Linked DNA regions of Homo sapiens: region 2 is linked to region 1. Evidence: chromatin contacts called from ENCODE Hi-C or POLR2A ChIA-PET data. All regions are on one chromosome and are shown on one strand. Each heading gives the region's core, a stretch centred on a gene start or an enhancer-like site at or near the end of the contact. The rest is flanking DNA. Distances are from core to core; before and after follow the strand shown.

Region 1 (3,038 bases), core at 520-3,019:
CTCCGCCTCCCGGGTTCAAGTGATTCTCCTGCCTCAGCCTCCCAAGCAGCTGGGATTACAGGTGTGCACCACCATGCCTGGCTAATTTTTGTATTTTTAGTAGAGACGGAGTTTCACCATGTTGGCCAGGCTGGTCTCAAACCAGGCGTGAGCCGTGCCCGGCCTAATTTTATTTTTTGTAGATACAGGTGTCTTGCTATATTGCCCAGGCTGGCCTCCAACTCCTGGGCTCAAGCAATCTTCCCAGTTCAGCCTCCCAGAGTGCTGGGATTACAAGCATGAGCTACTGCACCTGACCTTGACTTATTTTTTAAAATCCTAGCTAAATCCACTGAGGTTGGATTTCCTATGATCATTGTCCCTTCCCCTATTGTACAGATGGAGAAACTGAGACACAGAACAGTTTAGTGTCCTGCCTGGGTCCTGTCATAAACAGGCAGAGGCAGGTTTTAAACCCAGGCAGGTCTTCCAGAGTCCTTGCTTTGGCCACTACACTTGAATGCTTTCTTTTATTTTTATTTTTGAGACGGAGTCTCTGTCACCCAGGCTGGAGTGCAGTGGCAGGATCTCGGCTCACTGCAACCTCTGAGCCCAGGGTTCAAGCGACTCTCCTGCCTCAGCATCCTGAGTAGCTGGGATTACAGGCACTTGCCACCACAGCTGGCTAATTTTTGAATTTTTAGTAGAGACGGGTTTCATCATGTTGGTCAGTCTGGTCTCAAACTCCTGACCTCAAGAGATCAGCCCTACTTGACCTCCCAAAGTGCTGGGATAACAGGCATGAACCACCAAGGAGCCTCAGGGGGCTTGTCCCTCCCAGCCTACACCTGTGTCAGACTCTGATTGGGGGCGGAGGTGCCCACCACCTCTGCGGCTTCAGGGGCTGGGGCCTCACTAAGTGGGGCGTTTAGCTGCCTTCCCTCTCCTCCGCTCCCTGCCCTGACTGTCACAGCTAGATCCGGATTCTGTGCCTGAGACCCCCTCATTAGGCCGTCAGAGCCGACGCCACACGCCCCCTCTCCCGCCCCAGGGACTATTTTGGGACGCAGAGCTGTGATCACCAAACCGGAGTGGTGGGGGCCACGGCAGGCCAGTGAGGATCCCAGTCCTGGGGAGAGGGCGCCTTCCAGGAGGCCCTGAGTACTGGCAGCCCCTGATGTCTGCTGGGACTCTCAGACTCTTGAGGTGGGTGGGTGGGGGACCGGTGGCGGCAGGAAGGTGGGTGTTAAAGTCATCATCACCCGTCCACCCCCAGGTCGTCCTAGCCGCACAGAGACAGAGCAGTTTCCTACAGGAAGCGCCGCCGGGCGGTTCCATCCGCTACCCATTGTCTGCGGGTCCGGGGGCCGTGCGTCCCTCCCCAAAACACCATTTCCGTGACACGCTCCCACACCCAGCCCAGCGCGAGGGGCTGGCTGGGGTCCCCAGGCCGTCCCGGGAAAGGGTCCCAGGGCCGGTTGTGGCATTAGGGAGCGAACGAGCCCCGCAGTGAGCTCCCGAAGGGCGAGAGGGGGGCAAGCCCACGCCTCCAGAGCCCCCCACTCTGCTCGCTACCCACCTGGGACTTCCAATGTGGGAGGGGTCCCGGCCAGAGGACACGACGCCCGCCCCGTCGCAGCGGGCAGAGCCCTCAGTGGGGCTGGAAACGCAGCGCAGCGCCGGGTCCCGGTGCGTCCCCGAATCCACCCACCCAGGGGTCCCCCATCCGTGTCCCCGCAAGCTGGCAATTTACCTGAAGCCGCAGCCCCAGCCGCGCCCGCACCCGAGCCCGCCCCCTCGAAGTCCGGGGACTGATTATCAAGGCCTTCGCCCTAACTGACGGCCACGCCAGCCAACCAGCACCCGAGGCTCTCCAAGCCGCCCAGTGGGACGGTGGGGTGGGACAGGCAGGCGGGGCCTGGAATGTAGGGGTGGTGACTGAGGGCGGGCCCTGGAGTGACGGTCGCCGAGCGCTGGCTGGCGGCATTTCTGCACCAGCAGAGGTCAAGTCTCTGCCCAGCGCCGGGCCAAGGAGCTTGGATTTGATCCACAGGCACGAGGGAGCCATGGGAGAACTATGAGTAGAAGAGTAACCCGGTGGGATTTCTATAACTGGCACTTATTTCGCAGTGCCTGGGTGAAGTATCAGGTCCCGGATCTTCCCCACCGCAGGGCCTCTGCACATGCTGTTCCACCTACCTGAAATGCTTTCCCTTGCACCTGTACACGTAGGTACTTTTTGAGGCTCCCCTACTGTTTTTTGTTTTGTTTTGTTTTTGTTTTTTGAGACGGAGTCCCAGGCTGGAGTGCAGTGACACTCACTGCAACCTCCGCCTCCTGGGTTCAAGCAATTCTCCTGCCTCAGCCTCCCGAGTAGCTGGGATTACAGACACACACCACCACGTCCAGCTAATATTTGTATTTTTAGTAGAGATGGGGTTTCACCATGTTGGCCGGGCTGGTCTGGAACTCCTGACCTCAAGTGATCCGCCCGCCTCAGCCTCCCAAAGTGTTGGGATTACAGGCGTGAGCCACCGCGCCCGGCCTTCCCTACTTTCTGAGGTTCAGCTTTTGTGTTGCTGCCCCCTAAATTCCTGACATAGCCCCTCCCCAGTTAGTATTTTTCTCATCACTCTATTGTATTAACCTAATAGCTACTTTTACTATCTGGAAAAAAAAAAAAAAGCAGACTCTGTTATTGGCAGGCGCAGTGACTCACGCCTGTAAATCCAGTATTTAGGGAGGCATAGATGGGAGGATAGCTTGAGCCAGGAGTTGAGACCAGCCTGGGCAACATAGCAAGACCTAGTTCTCAAAACAAAAGAAAACAACAAAACAAAAAGACAAAAACGAAACACTCAGTTATTTATTTGGTTTATTTTTTAATTTAATTTAATTTTTTTTTAGACAGAGTCTCGCTCTGTCCCAGGCTGGAGTGCAGTGGTGCGATCTTGGCTCACTGCAACCTCTGCCTCCTGGGGTTCAAGCGATTCTCCTGCCTCAGCCTTCTAAGTAGCTGGGATTACAGGCGCACACCACCACGCCCAGCTAATTTTTGT
Region 2 (3,109 bases), core at 346-2,845, 730 kb after region 1:
AAGTCTGTAAAGTGAAAGCAAGTTTTTAGGAAAGTAAAGGAATAAAAGAATGGCTACTCCATAGACAGAGCAGCCCCAAGGGCTGCTGGTTGCCCATTTTTATGGTTATTTCTTGATAATATGCTAAAGAAGGGGAGGATTATTCATGCCTCACCTTTTTAGAGCATCTGGGGTAACTTCCTGGTGTCGCCATGGCATCTGTAAACTGTCATGGTGTTACTGGTAGAAGGTGTCCAGGTTCTTGGCATCCCAAACAAAGAATTGGACAAAACACACCAACAAAGCAAAAGCAAGGAAGGCAGAAGCAGGGATTTTTTTTTTTTTTTTTTTTTTTTGAGACGGAGTCTTCCTCTGTCATCCAGGCTGGAGTGCAATGGTGCAATCTTGGCTCACCGCAACCTCCGCCTCCCGGGTTCAAGTGATTCTCGTGCCTCAGCCTTCCGAGCAGCTGAGATTATAGGCATGCACCCCCATGCCCGGCTAATTTTGTATTTTTTTTTAGTAGAGTCGGGGTTTCTCCATGTTGGTTAGGCTGGTCTCGAACTCCCAACCTCAGGTGAACTCCCGACCTCAGGTGATCCGGCTGCCTCGGCCTCCCAAAGTGCTGGGATTACAGGTGTGAGCCACCGCGCCCCAGCCAGAGGCAGGGATTTATTGAGAATGAAAGCACACTCCACAGTGTGGGAGTGGGCTGGAGCATAGGGGCTCAAAGTCCCCATTACAGAATTTTTCGGAGTTTAAATACCCTTTACTTGGGGTACGCCCTATGTAAATGGAGAGGATGAAGTAAGGTTACAGTCATTGACTTGGCTTCCGCCCTTCCTGCCATAGGTGAAGTGTGAATCGACCTTATATTCTTGGCCTCCAGACCTTGTTTTCCTGACTCAGTGACACTGATGGGAGTGTAGCAGTGAGGACAACCAGAGGTCACTATTGGGGCCATCTTGGTTTTGGTGGGTTTTGACTGGCTTCTTTTTGCAACCTGTTTTATCAGCAAGGTCTTTATGACCTGCATCTTGTGCTGACCTCCTATCTCATCCTGTGACTTAGAATGCCTTAATTGTCTGGGAACACAGCCCAGCAGGTCTTGGCCTTATTTTACCCAGCCCCTACACAAGATGGAGTCACTCTGGTTTAAACATCTCTGACAAAGGCATTCAGAGAGAAAGTCTGTCCATGTGAACATTGTCTCCTAAGCTTGCCGGGTGCTCCAATCACGGCCATGGGCAGGACGTGTGACAGCTGGTCTCCCCCTCCAAGACTCCCAGACTAGCAGGCAAATCTAACATTCCAGAAACCCTTAAATAGTTCATGAATGACACCTGAAATCTGCATTCTGCTGGGGGAGGCAGGGACGTGTCTTGGCCGTGGCTGGGAAGCAAGATTTTTAAAGCTCAGGCCTGAGCTGGAAGAAAAGACTGGAGGAAGAGGGGAGGGGATGGGCAGGATTCCAACTCTCCTGGGGGAGTTCCAGGCTGGGGCAACACCGGTTTTACTTTCTGAAGCGGAGGGAGGTCTCTGTCCATCTCCTGCTGACACCCACCCCACCTGGGCCTGGCTGCTACCCGAGGGTAATTATCTGCACCCAGCCATGCACCGCACCGCCGTTCCCACTGCCCATGACTCACTCGGCCCCCCTTGCGTTCTTTGTTCTTCGCCTCCTTCCCCCACCTCCCTGCAGGCTTCACACTTTGCAGGCCTAGGTCTTAGTCATCTCTGGGAACGGCTCCAATTTTCTTACAATGATAAGTAAATGGATCATTCTTTAGCTCGGCTAGAATGTCCCCATCTTTATTCTCAGAGCAATTCCTTGCACATAGCCGCATGCCCTCATCATAGGGATTTTGCCCTGGCTGCCACCTTGCCCTCCTTCTGGTTCCCTGTTTCATTTTCGAAGGTCTTTCTTCTTTGAGACAAGGTCTCACTCTGCCCCTAGGTGAAGGGCAGTGATGCGATCATAGTTTACTGTAGCCTCCAACTCCTGGGCCCAATCGATCCTCCAACCTTGGCCTCCTGAGTAGCTGGGACTGTAGGCACCCGGCTAATTTTTAAAAATTATTTTCAGAGACAGGGTCTTGGCCGGGTGCGGTGGCTCATGCCTGTAATCTCTGTACTTTAGGAGGCCGAGGTGGGTGGATCACCTGAGGTCCGGAGTTCCAGACCAGCCTGGCCAAAATGGTGAAACCCCGTCTATATTAAAAATACAAAAAAATTAGCCAGGCGTAGTGGTGCACGCTTGTAGTCTCAGCTACTCAGGAGACTGACGCAGGAGAATCACTTGAACCCAGGAGGTGGAGGTTGCAGTGAGCCGAAATTATGCCATTGCACTCCAGCCTGGGCGACAAGAACAAAACTCCATCTCAAAAACAAAACAAACAAACAAACAAAAAAACTCAAAAGAGACAGGTTCTTGCTGTGTTGCCCAGGCTGGTCTCGAACTCCTGACCTCAAGTGATCCTACTGCATTGGCCTCCCAAAATGCTGAGATGACAGTCGTGAGCCACCACACCTGGCCTCGTTTTGAAGGTCTTGAATCAAATAATTACCTTTTCCTTGAGGTATCTGGAATATATAGATAACATAACCGGTTAGGTCAGGGGTCGATCTTTAACCAGGCCCAGGGTGCGGTGCCGGGCTGTCTGCCTATGGATTTGATTTCTGCCATTTAGTTTTTACTTCTTCTTTCTTTGGAGGCAGAAATTGGGCATAATATGAGGGGTGGTGTCCTCCCTTACTATGATTGTGCCCCTGCACTCCAGCCTGGTCAACACAGCAAGACCCTGTCTCAAAAAGAAAAGGGATCTAACATCTTTTTAAATTTACTTATTTATTCTACCTGTAGACTCTTAACACTAGAATGTCAGGGATTTTTGCATGTTGGTTCATTCACTGATCCGTTGTATTCTCAGACCTGGGGCTTGTCAAGCATGCAGGCACTGAATGAACATCTGTTAAGGAAATGCCGAGTGAGCCAAGCATGGAATTTGTAAGGCTCTTGTGTCGTTTCGAACCCCGAGAGCAAGCCAACAAACAACATGAGCTGGTGTGGAGCAACACGCTGTTTTAATGTGCACCTGGGTGCAGACGGCTGAGGCCTAAAATGGCGTCA

The links. A loop is a pair of places that touch in the nucleus more often than their neighbours do. ChIA-PET counts read pairs that join two places held with the same protein, here RNA polymerase II (POLR2A). Pooled maps may share reads with other maps.
Region 2: a loop to region 1 is called in a map of MCF 10A, with 20 times the contacts of the local background. The contact joins the enhancer-like site here to the promoter of KANK3 in region 1. A Hi-C loop is called at or near these places in 4 of 168 maps with a recorded cell type or tissue (CD4-positive, alpha-beta T cell, CD8-positive, alpha-beta T cell, MCF 10A and 1 more), 1 of 37 single-sample maps with no recorded cell type and 10 of 50 pooled maps. POLR2A ChIA-PET finds 5 or more read pairs at or near these places in 1 of 52 experiments (activated T-cell).

Annotation. Positions count from the first base shown.
Region 1 is chr19:8,341,493-8,344,530 of GRCh38, forward strand. KANK3 (KN motif and ankyrin repeat domains 3) reads right to left here and starts at 1,770. Exons shown (of 11, transcript NM_198471.3): 1 at 1,733-1,770. RefSeq lists an enhancer at 1,213-2,004.
Region 2 is chr19:9,074,141-9,077,249 of GRCh38, forward strand. No RefSeq gene overlaps it. Among named protein-coding and RNA genes, the nearest start is that of MUC16, 9.9 kb to the left of the region's middle. RefSeq lists an enhancer at 1-848. Within about 2 kb of position 1,596, at least 10 of the 41 ENCODE cell types and tissues checked have a DNase peak (open chromatin) inside an H3K27ac peak, as active enhancers do; they include mammary epithelial cell, where a contact is called at or near this core.